2 separate regions of the Homo sapiens genome follow, and region 2 is linked to region 1. The links are chromatin loops, found by intact Hi-C in ENCODE. Cell type or tissue: heart right ventricle. All regions are shown on one strand. Links, peaks and the distances in the headings refer to the core of each region. The heading gives the core; the rest is flanking DNA. Region 1 overlaps EFCAB5 (EF-hand calcium binding domain 5). Region 2 overlaps BLMH (bleomycin hydrolase).

Region 1 (5,386 bases), core at 243-5,242:
ATAAAATCGAGATTGGTTGGTGAATAGATGATTGGCAAAGAGAGGAAAGTCTCCTAGGTGGGAAGACTGAGTAGAGACGATTCTGAATGTTTTGCCACAAAGGGGAGCAAAGAATGGTGTGGTAACCGGAGGAGGAAATGGGGTCAAGGTTTTGTTTTGTTTCTCAGATGGGAGAGATAACAGCAGGTTTCATTCTGATGGGAAATCCTGTAGAAAGCAAGAAGTTGACAATGTTGAAGACAGAGAATTCCTGAAACAATGTCCTCAAGCACGTCAGAGAGGATGGGCTGTTGTTAGAGTAACCATACGTTCTATGTTTACCTTGGAACAGCCCAAGTTTTTGCTTGTTGTTCTGGTGACTTGTCCAGTTAGCATCCTCTTTCTCTCTCAAGTGTACCAATTTGAACAATGAATTATTTGACTACCCTGGATCTACCACACCAAGGGAGGAATTGGCTTAAGACAGCAAGAGGACAGAGAACATGGGTGCAGATGAGAGTGAGTGGGTAGGTGTGCTGGTAGAAGTCTACGGAAGGAGAATATGGGTGCAGATGAGAGTGAGTGGGTAGGTGTGCTGGTGGGAGTCTATGGAAGTTGCCTTCTGATTGTGTCAATCTTACAGAGAAGCTGAAAGCAGAGTCATCAGCCAGAGTGAAGATGGGAGAAGAAGTTGTTGGGACTTTGAGGCAATGGGAGTAGGAATTAAATATTGGTGTTTCTTTTCTCCTGATCTTTCTATCATTGGTTTTATGTCTTCTTTTATTAATTAATTAATTAATTATAGAGGCAGGGTCTGTCTCTGTCACCCAGGCTGGAGTGCAGTGGTGTGATCATGGCTCACTGTAACCTCGAACTCCTGGGCTTAGGTGATTCTCCTGCCTCAGCCTCCTGAGTAGCTGGGATTACAGGCATGAGCCACCATACCCGGCCCTTATGTCTTCTTTTTCTTTTTCTTTTCTTCTTTCTTTTCCTTTACATTAGTCTTAGTAGGAATTTCAGACGTAGCAAAATTGAATGCATGTTAATCATCTAGAAAAGCATTATCCATTCAATTTCTTTCATATTTTAACTTGGTGGTCTCCAAAGTTAAGTGGAAGCACCCCAGAAGATTTTTTAAAAAACTGTCTCTGGGGCGCAAGAAAAATATCAAAGATGATTCTGTTGAGACATTGAAAGACAGAAAGAAAGAAAGAAAAATACCAAAGGACTAAGGACTTTTCTTTTTTTCTTTGTTTCTTTTTTTGGAGACAAGGTCTCACTCTGTCACCCAGGCCGAAGTACAGTGGCACAATCTTGGCTTACTGCAACCTCTCCCTCTCAGGCTCAGGTGATTCTCCCTCCTCCCACCTGAGCCTCCCTAGTAGCTGACACTAGAGGCCCACACCACCATGCCCAGCTAATTTTTGTATTTTTTGTAGAGACAGACCATGTTGCCCAGGCTGGTTTTGAACTCCAGGACTCAAGCAATCCACCTGCCTTGTCCTCCCAAGTGTTGAGATTACATGCGTGAGCCACTGCATCCGGCCAAAGGACTTTTCTTTATAATGGTTTTAACTCATTGTTAATTTCTATTTTTTGTTTAAAATGTTTTAAAATAAATAATTTATAAATATATATATTATAAATATATATATATATGGGCACATGCTCAATGTTTGTTACTGATAGAGGTACATGAGCAAAAGAGTTTGGAGGCCACTACATTAAACTATGAATTTTGTAAATATAATTTGCATTGATTTCAATTTACACATGACTTGATTTATAGCTACATCATTTAAAAAGCCACTACATGTGATATTGTATAGAAATTATGTGATATTGTACAGAAATTATGCTTGTGACACTGTACAGAAATATGCTTGCCATGGGAATGAAACTGATATACGTGCAAGAACTCAGCATTCATCCTAGAACAAACTTCCCCCTCAAACTTCGATTACTAGAGAAAAATGTGTTTTTAACTCCCCGTGTAACATTGATATTTTTCCTGATAAATCTGGGAGGCAGTACACTACAGTGCCTTTGGGACCATATTAAATTAACAATGACATATTAAATTCCTGATTGCCATGGCAAATGTAAATTCTCCTGCCTACAAAAAGATTGATTGAAATTTGCATATATGACCGGGCGCAGTGGCTCACACCTGTAATCCCAGCACTTTGGGAGGCCAAGGCACGTGGATCACCTGAGGTCAGGAGTTCAAGACCAGCCTGGCCAACGTGGTGAAACCCCATCTCTACTAATAATACAGAAGAATTAGCCAGGCGTGCATGCCTGTAGTCCCAACTACTCAGGAGGCTGAGGCAGGAGAATGGCTTGAACCCATGAGGTGGAGGTTGCAGTGAGCCAAGATCACGCCATTGCACTCCAGGCTGGACAACAAGAGCAAAACTCCATCTAAAAAAGAAAAGAAAAGAAATTTGCATACACATACCCTTCTATTGCTGCAAGGACCTTCAGTTTATTGTGTGTGGCTGTCATGTTAAGGAGTGACTTGGGGTATGTGAAGCAATAGAAATGAGAACTAAAACTAAGAGAACTAATGAAGGAGAGGAACATCAACAAATGTGGCTGATCTTGGATTGTTAGTTGAAAGGAGCAGTTACATTTTAGCTTTTGTACTTGAAGCTTAAGTACTTCTTTCTTTTTGCTTTGCCCATCTATACTAATTATCCATCATCCCCAAAAGATTTAACTTTATTAATCCAGTGTTAAAAGCAGGGATCCATAAATGGAGTTTTAATTCAGAAATATCCTACTATAGCCCAGTGTTTCCAGCATAATGAATTCACTATGTAATTAAAAGTTTGATTAAACTAGAACCTACAAAAATATCATGTTTCTGAACTAATGTCCATAGATAGACTCAAAGGTCACCCAGTACTCTCTATAGCTTAGATATATTCAAATAATTTACTATACACTTTTCCAAAGCAAAGCAAAAAAAAAAAGCGTTATTTCTATGGTTATAAAAGAAGCGTTTATCTGCTTGAAAAAATTGCAAAGTCTGTGTGAGTGGGGTCTGTCGTGGGTCAAGCTGCAAAGATCCGGCCTGCATCTACCACAAGAGGGCAGTAGCACTCAACCGTTAATAGGGAACCCAGCAGAGCGCTGGAGGCTCATTAGAGGAATCGTTAGAGCCGGTCGTTAACGCATCAACCTCTGGAAAGGACAGGGAAACAGGAACCACCGTCCAGACACTTTCGGAGCTTCTGTCTCGGTAACAATAACACAGGAAATAAGCAACAGGGTCTTGTGAAAGACAGCGACCTCGCTCACCATCCCCGTGTCGTTGAATCACCATGGAGATGGCGACTAGCTTAATAATGGCTTGCAGATGGGCGTCTGCTCACGTGGATGTTCAGATAAGAACACTGTGGCAGGGGTCAAAGGAACAGAGCTCTTCATGGGCATTAGGGAAGGGCGGAAGAAAAGCTGAGGGGAGCAGCAGAGCTGTTTTGTCTCCGAAAATAAGGACTTTTAGGAGTGTCCTAGGGTGAATTTTATTTAGCTTCATAGCATTGAAACATTATCTTTGGAAACCTGTATCATTTACCTTGCAGGGTTTCCAGGAAACTAATTAACAGAAAGAGAGATGAATTGGCCGAGCGCGGTTGCTCACGCCTGTAATCCCAGCACCTTGGGAGGCCGGATCATCTGAGGTCACGAGTTCGAGACCAGCCTGGCCAACATGATGAAACCCCGTCTCTACCAAAAATATAAAAATTAGCCAGGCCTGGTGATGGGCGTCTGTAATCCCAGCTACTTGGGAGGCTGAGGCAGGAAAATCGCTTGAACCCAGGAGACGGAGGTTGCAGTGAGCCCACAAGGTGCCACTGCACTCCAGCCTGGGCGACAGAGTGAGACTCCATCTCAAAAAACGAAACAAACAAACAAAACAAAACAAAAAACAGAAAGAGAGATGAATTATAACAAATGCACCTTCAATATTTTAAGTATGTATGTCGATTGGTCTAGTATTGCTCATAAAATGAGATGAATCAGGTATTTTGAATGTGATCTCATGACCAGCATCTGTTTTGTTTTTATTCATAATTCTCTCTAATGTTACTGAGCTATAATCTGGAAAGAATTTTAGTATTTGAGAAACCTAATTCATTATTCCTTAATTTAATGTTTCAATTTAACATTTATTGAACACTTATAATTGAATGAGAAAAGACAATGCCAGGGTGGTGTGTGTGTGTGCGTGTGTGTTAAAACAGAGAATTTTAGAAAATTAATTGGATCCACGCTTTAAAGTCAGCTTCAAATAAAAATTGAGACTTGTGAATGTTTTCCACATTTTACGTGCCATTCCTATCCCATATTATACCTTTTGTTGTATAGTTCCTTCCAAACCATAGGACAGCTAAACCTAATTCAGAGAATCTTGTTCCTTTGTGTTGATAAAAGACAAGAAAATAAAATATGTTCTGCTTAGCAATTCTAATAGATCATTGTCATTACTGTTAATAAGCTATTGGATAGAAGACTTGATATTTAAAAGCTTTTACTCAATTAAAAAAAAAGCCAGGTGCAGTGGCTCATGGCTGTAATCCCAGCACTTTAGGAGGCCGAGGTGGGAGGATTGCTTGAGGCCAGAAGTTCAAGACTAGCCTGGGCAACATAAGACCCTGTCTCTATTATTAAAGATAATGAATAAATTATTTATTTATAATTATAAATAAATAAATAATAAAGCTTGAACTCAATTATAACCAAATGGTTTACTCAAATCAGCAAACATGTATTGGGTTAGGCACTGAGTTAGTTACTAGGAATAACAGAAATGAATAAAATAGACTTGTGGATGAGAGGCATCTGAAAGAAAGGGGGTAATTATTATTATTATTATTTTTTGAAATGGAGTCTCACTCTGCCACCCAGGCTGGAGTGCAGTGGCACAATCTCAGTTCACTGCAACCTCCACCTCCCAGGTCCAAGCGATTCTCCTGCCTCAGCTTCCCAAGTAGCTGGGATCACAGGTGCCCACCACCACGCCTGGCTAATTTTTGTATTTTTAGTAGAGATGGGGTTTCACCATGTTGGCCAGGCTGATCTCAAACTCCTGACCTCAAGTGATCCACTTGCCTCTGCCTCCCAATGTGCTGGGATTACAGGTGTGAGTCACTGTGCCCAGCCGGTAGTTAATATTTTTGAGCAACTACTCTGTGACAGATCTTCACATATATTTTCTCAGCCTCTGGTCCCAGCTACTTGGGAGGCTGAAGTGGGAGGATCACCTGAGCATGGGAGATTGAGGCTGCAGTGAGCCATGATCGTGCCACTGCACTCCAGCCTGGGCAACAGGGCAAGACCCTGTCTCAAAAGAAAAAAACAATTCTTACAATTTTGTTTTATGGAAGAAGAAACTGAG
Region 2 (5,386 bases), core at 297-5,296, 170 kb after region 1:
ATATTGTGCTAGATACTATGTATTTGCTAGGTCCACGTAATTCTCATAATACCCTCTCAAGGTATATTTCCCTCCACTTCCCCTTCACCTTTTTTTTTTAAATCAGAGATTGAGACACAAAGAAACCAAGTAATTTACTTAAGGTCACACAGCCAGCAAGTGGAAAACCACAATCTAAACTGAGGTCACATGCTGTCAAAAACAACAACAACAACAAAATATTGCTCCTTGGCTACAGGATTTAAAAAGGGAAGATGTACTGACCGTCTACTTTGCTGTACTATCTTTCACTACCATATTTCTTAAGCCTCTCAACAAAGATGGTGGATATTATCCCCCTTTTACAGATAAGGATATCAAGGTTCAGGGAAATAAATCACTTTCCTGAAGTCATAGAGCCAGTAAATGGCAGAATTAGGATTTGAACTTAGGGCTGACTTTAATATGTTGTTTCCAAAACTCCATCTATTTACCATTTACTGTAACTTTCTAGATTTCATATAACTTGTCTCCCATAAAAGATTATACACTTCTTAAAGATAAGAACCAGATCATGGATATTTTGTGTCCTTTATAGCATCTAGCAGTGCTGGCGACATGACACAGATACACCAGTTGATCTGAACATTGTTCCATTCTCCATATCACCACAGGAGAATTTGAAAAGCACTACTTTTCTCAACTCACGTCCCTGTTGAAGATCCAATGTTTCCCTATTACCTCCCATAACAAATCCAAACTCCGTGACCTAATTCCTTTTTCTTACTTTTTAACTTAGGCAAAACATATGTTTAGTGTGTAAAACACACTAACAATTCGTTTTTTAAAAACATACATATATACCCATGTAACCATCATTCATATCAATATACATAACATTTCCAGGCTCTGGAGGTTCTCTGGCTCCTTTGCTGTTAAGTAACCCACAACTTCCACCAGATAACCACTGTTTTTACTTTATAACCATTGATTAGTTTTGCCTGTCCTTTAACTTCGTATAAAAGTATTCATAGAACACATTATCTTTTGTGTCTGGCTTCCTTTGGCTGACATAATGTCTGTGAGATTCACACACATTGCTGTGTATATGAGCAATTTGTTCACTGCTGTGATTCTATCTTAACAGAAGCAAGTTAACTTAGAGAAGAAGTTATGCTTGCCTGTCATTTTGTTTTGTTCTGTTTTCCAAGAGAGAACCTTCCTTTATTAAGATTTACTGTGTGTGTTACGAGCCTGAACATCTAGTCATTAAACCATCTCTCTTTTAACGTTATATCCTTCCCAAGTTGGTTTCTACCACAGAAAGGAGGCAGAGTATCACATAAGCAACCGTAATTGAGTTACTCTAGCCAAGGATTAATGAGCTCTGTTTGGGATTCACATTCATTTTGTATTTACTCAGTGCCAAGGCTACAAATGACAACTTTAGGCATCTGTCATTATGAAGAAGACATTGCCACTGGTAACTATGGTCAAGTCAATGACAATGAAGGTGTACAGTCAGAACATACTTAGATTAGAAAGGTTTTAAAGACCTAAATGATGTGTATTTTCAACTAGTAACTACTGTTACATGTGTATCTACATGTAGTAGTGGAACCATTTCAATCAATTCTCAGTTATCCAACGGTGGTAAATTCAGCTCAGCCAGGCCCTGGCCAAAAAAGGAGAGGCAATGCCAGGCCCAACTAAGATGAAGATAACTAAGTGAATTTCTGGTTACTTTTAAACATATTCTAAAGATAAATACAAATGTTTTACACTATAATTTGCAAAATACCTTATTATGTACTTGACTCCCTGTTTAAAGTAAAAAGTGTTAAATTCCTCCTTCTCCCAAATACATTAGAGGAAATATGCATTTCTGCTATCTAAATGAATTCTATAGTGAGTCCTTTTATAAAACAATGCTTATGCCCTTCACATATATTTTATAAATCTGAATTTTAATAAAAATATAATTAAGGCATAAATAAGGATAAGGGTGATATTTCTTTTAGATTCTAGTAAAACTTTGTAACTTGAGACATGTTGCATTGTTTTATACTATTTGTTTACCATGACTATAAATTATCCAAAGTCATTAATATTTAAGTCAGTCTGTAACACTTTGGAAGGAATATCTGACTCTGAGCCAAATAACAATAGTTAATTAAATAAGCTCTCATTAAAAAAAAATGCTCCAAAGAATAATTTCCATGGTCTCTGATACTATATTTTCTTGATAAGAGACTCTGCAGTTCTGAAATAACATTCCCTGGGCAGTGAGCTTTAGATATCCAACTCTGCTCTCTGGTGGGCAACACTGGAGTGTCACCTGCTTCTCACAAGATCTACTTGGCATCCAGGACAAAAAGATACTGAACAGTGAACACAAGAGATTATACAGAATTGAGTAAAATAAGAGTACAACCATATCCCTCAGAATATAATTACACATTAAATTAATATTAAAACCAACAATTAGCCCATTTAGGGAAATGTATTTGTGACTTTAATTGAAATTGCTCACTTCCCATCCCAGTACTTCACATCTTTTTTCCTTTACTTTTCTCCATTGCACTTATCTTCTGGCATATTATACTTCTTATACACTTTGTCTTTCCCTACTAGAACATCAACTACACAAAGATAGGTATTCTTTTCTGTGTTGTTCACTGTTTAATCTCCAATGCCTAGAATAGTGTCAGATACATATGTTAAGAAATATTTAACGAACACGTGACTTTTTTTGTGGGGGGGAGCGGGGGACAGAGCCTCACTCTGTCACCCAGGCTGGAATGCGGTGGCACGATCTCGGCTCGCTGCAACCTCTGCCTCCCAGGTTCAAGCATTTCTCATGCCTCAGCCTCCCAAGTAGCAGTGATTACAGGCATGCACCACCATGCCTGGCTAATTTTTTGTATTTTCGGTAGAGACAGGGTTTTGCCATGTTGGCCAGGCTGGTCTTGAACTCCGGGCCTCAAGTGATCTGCCTGCCTCCCAGAGTGCTGGGATTATAGGCGTAAGCCGCCACACCCAGCCCCACATCTAGCCCCAAGCACTTTTGTCATTTCAAACCAAATTTAGAACCAATCTGATAAAGGGGGTGGACTTGGAATATGGGCTTTCCAAAATGCTGGAAAGCTGAAGGCAAAGATATACACGGCTCAATGACACCTGGCAACTGATTCTGCTTTTCCTCAACTCCTCAAACGAATAATGATGTGATCCTATTAATTCTAAATCTGGTTTAAAAAGAACAGAAGAAGCCAATGATTCTAATTATTCCCTTAAATATAGATTACTGAGAAAGGTCCCCTAAAATTGTGATATGAGTCCCAGAGTATAAAGGGCAGCCTGCCCAAAATTGAGCTAAATTTTTTGATTGATGGAGACCCTTTGCTTGTCCCCTGGGGGCAGTTGTATGTCAAGGGAAGCTACACTGAGTGCATCTGTACTTGCCTCTTGGGGCCATTTGTCTTCTGATTAAGATTTTATATCTTTAGCTAATTAAATAGAGAATTTAAACTAACCTAAAACAATGTGGATTATATATAGTCCCTTTCTAGCAACCTATAACTAGAAAAACTGCAGCTGGTGCCAGAAAGGTCCAAGCCCTATTTCCAGTTTAAATATATTTCATAAGAAGGTGAATTATAAAGAAGGGTCCTACCTCTCAAGTCTCATTTTATAAAGGAGCTCCATTGTAACTGATCTCTAAAAATATTTTCAGGCCAGATGCAGTGGCTCATGCCTGTAATCCCAGCATGTTGGGAGGCTGAGGTGGGAGGATAACTTGAGCCTGGGAGGTTGAGGCTGCAGTGAGCTGTGATCGTAACACTGCACTCCAGCCTGGGCAACAAAGCAAGATACTATCTCAAAAAAATAAAAAAACAAATCTCCCTAGTGGAGAGATCTGTTTATTTTAAATGACTTGCTGAAGTGTAGCATGGTAAAAGAAACAGAATCAGGAGAGAAAGGTAAAAGAATGAGATATGAAATAAGGGGAAAGAATGTGTAGATCCCAATTTAAAGACAAATGATATGGGCCTTAGTTAATTCCCACGCCCATGACAGACATCAAGTGAGAGGAAGAAGGAAAGATGCAGCAGTTGAGAGTCAGTTATAAATCTTAGAAGCGTGAGAACCTTCAACAGTTTTTAAGGCAGCTACAGGCAGACACAGAATGAAGGAGAGGTTAGAACAGTAAGGTAGTTCGAAGATAACAACCAAACTGCTTGAAAGAGAGCAAAACTTCATATAATTCTTCTGCTTAAAAATCTTCCTGACTTCTCATTGCCTATTGAATTGGGGCAAACTCTCATGCTAGTATTCTAAGTTCTTATTATCTGTGTCTAATTTTACCTTTCCACTGTTAAGGCTAGAAGATTTCAGTGCTTGAAACCACTGCAGAAGAGACAGAATCTTAGTCTTCATTTGTATTTGCAATACTGGGTTTTTGAGAAAGTAGTACAGTAAAGTCTAAAGCACTGTAAAAATATTAGTTACTTCTACTGTATAAAAATGCAAAACCCTACAATCATTTACCCCAACTTCTTTTTATTTTTTTAAGAGACAGGGTGTCCCTCTGTCACCCAGGCTGGAGTGCAGGGGTGTAATCACAGCTCACTGCAGCCTTGAACTCCTGGGCTCAAGTGATCTTCTTGCCTCAGCCTACCATGTAGCTAGAATTACAGGCACGCATCACCATATCCAGCTAATTTTTTCATTTTCTTGTAGAGATGGGGTCTCTCTGTGTTGGCCAGGCTGGTCTCAAGTTCCTGTGCTCAAGTGATCCTCCTGCCTTGGCCTCCCAAGGCACTGGGATTATAGACATTAGCCACCATGCACAGCCTACCCCAACTTTTTTTAGTTTTACTGATGGAGAAAGTAGTCTCAAAGGTAAAACGACCTATTGATCAAAGAATAGAATGGTCATAAGAACACTAAAGCAGTCACAGAAAACAGCTCAACTTTGAAAAAAGTTCAGTGCTGTGGGTAAATGAGCTAGTTATAGGAGAGAAGGAGTAAGGAACCTACCTTAGTGACTGTTTATTCACTGTTTATTCACAGAGGAAGAAGAGAAGGGAAGACAGCTGTCTACTACTTTCTGGTAGGGAATGAAAGAAGGGCAAAGATCTGTGTTTTTTTTTTTGTTGTTTCTTTGTTGTTTTTTTTTTTTTTTTTAAAGTAAAACACCTAAGCAGGCAGAAAAGCAGATGCCTTCTGGAGGCATTAAATGTTTTCGGGCACAGAAAGACATAAAAAGGTACACTCTAAAAGTATGTGCACTTCTGTGATGTTAAAGGGAATGAACTCATATAGATGATAACTAATAGTTAAATAATGATCTTGAGATTACTTCTAGAGGTGTTTATATCAAAGAAAGAAACAGAAATGCGGA

What was found. Hi-C counts contacts between places; a loop is a spot of excess contacts. Peaks named below come from ENCODE experiments on the same cell type or tissue, not always from the same donor. Only the 100,000 strongest peaks of a DNase experiment are listed, where the experiment ranks them.
Region 2: a loop joins it to region 1, with 6 times the contacts of the local background. A loop is called at or near these places in 47 of 110 quality-filtered maps.

What each region holds. Positions count from the first base shown.
Region 1 is chr17:30,101,606-30,106,991 of GRCh38, forward strand. The region is part of intron 22 of EFCAB5 (EF-hand calcium binding domain 5); the gene reads left to right. Among named protein-coding and RNA genes, the nearest start is that of NSRP1, 13 kb to the right of the region's middle. RefSeq lists silencers at 2,992-3,091, 3,439-3,540. In heart right ventricle, for the core only: a CTCF peak has its summit at 3,073 (motif pointing right); a DNase peak (open chromatin) is centred at 3,106; H3K4me3 peaks cover 638 bases; H3K27ac peaks cover 646 bases.
Region 2 is chr17:30,275,941-30,281,326 of GRCh38, forward strand. All of the region lies in intron 6 of BLMH (bleomycin hydrolase), which reads right to left. Among named protein-coding and RNA genes, the nearest start is that of BLMH, 13 kb to the right of the region's middle. In heart right ventricle, for the core only: a CTCF peak has its summit at 2,306 (motif pointing left); a DNase peak (open chromatin) is centred at 2,301.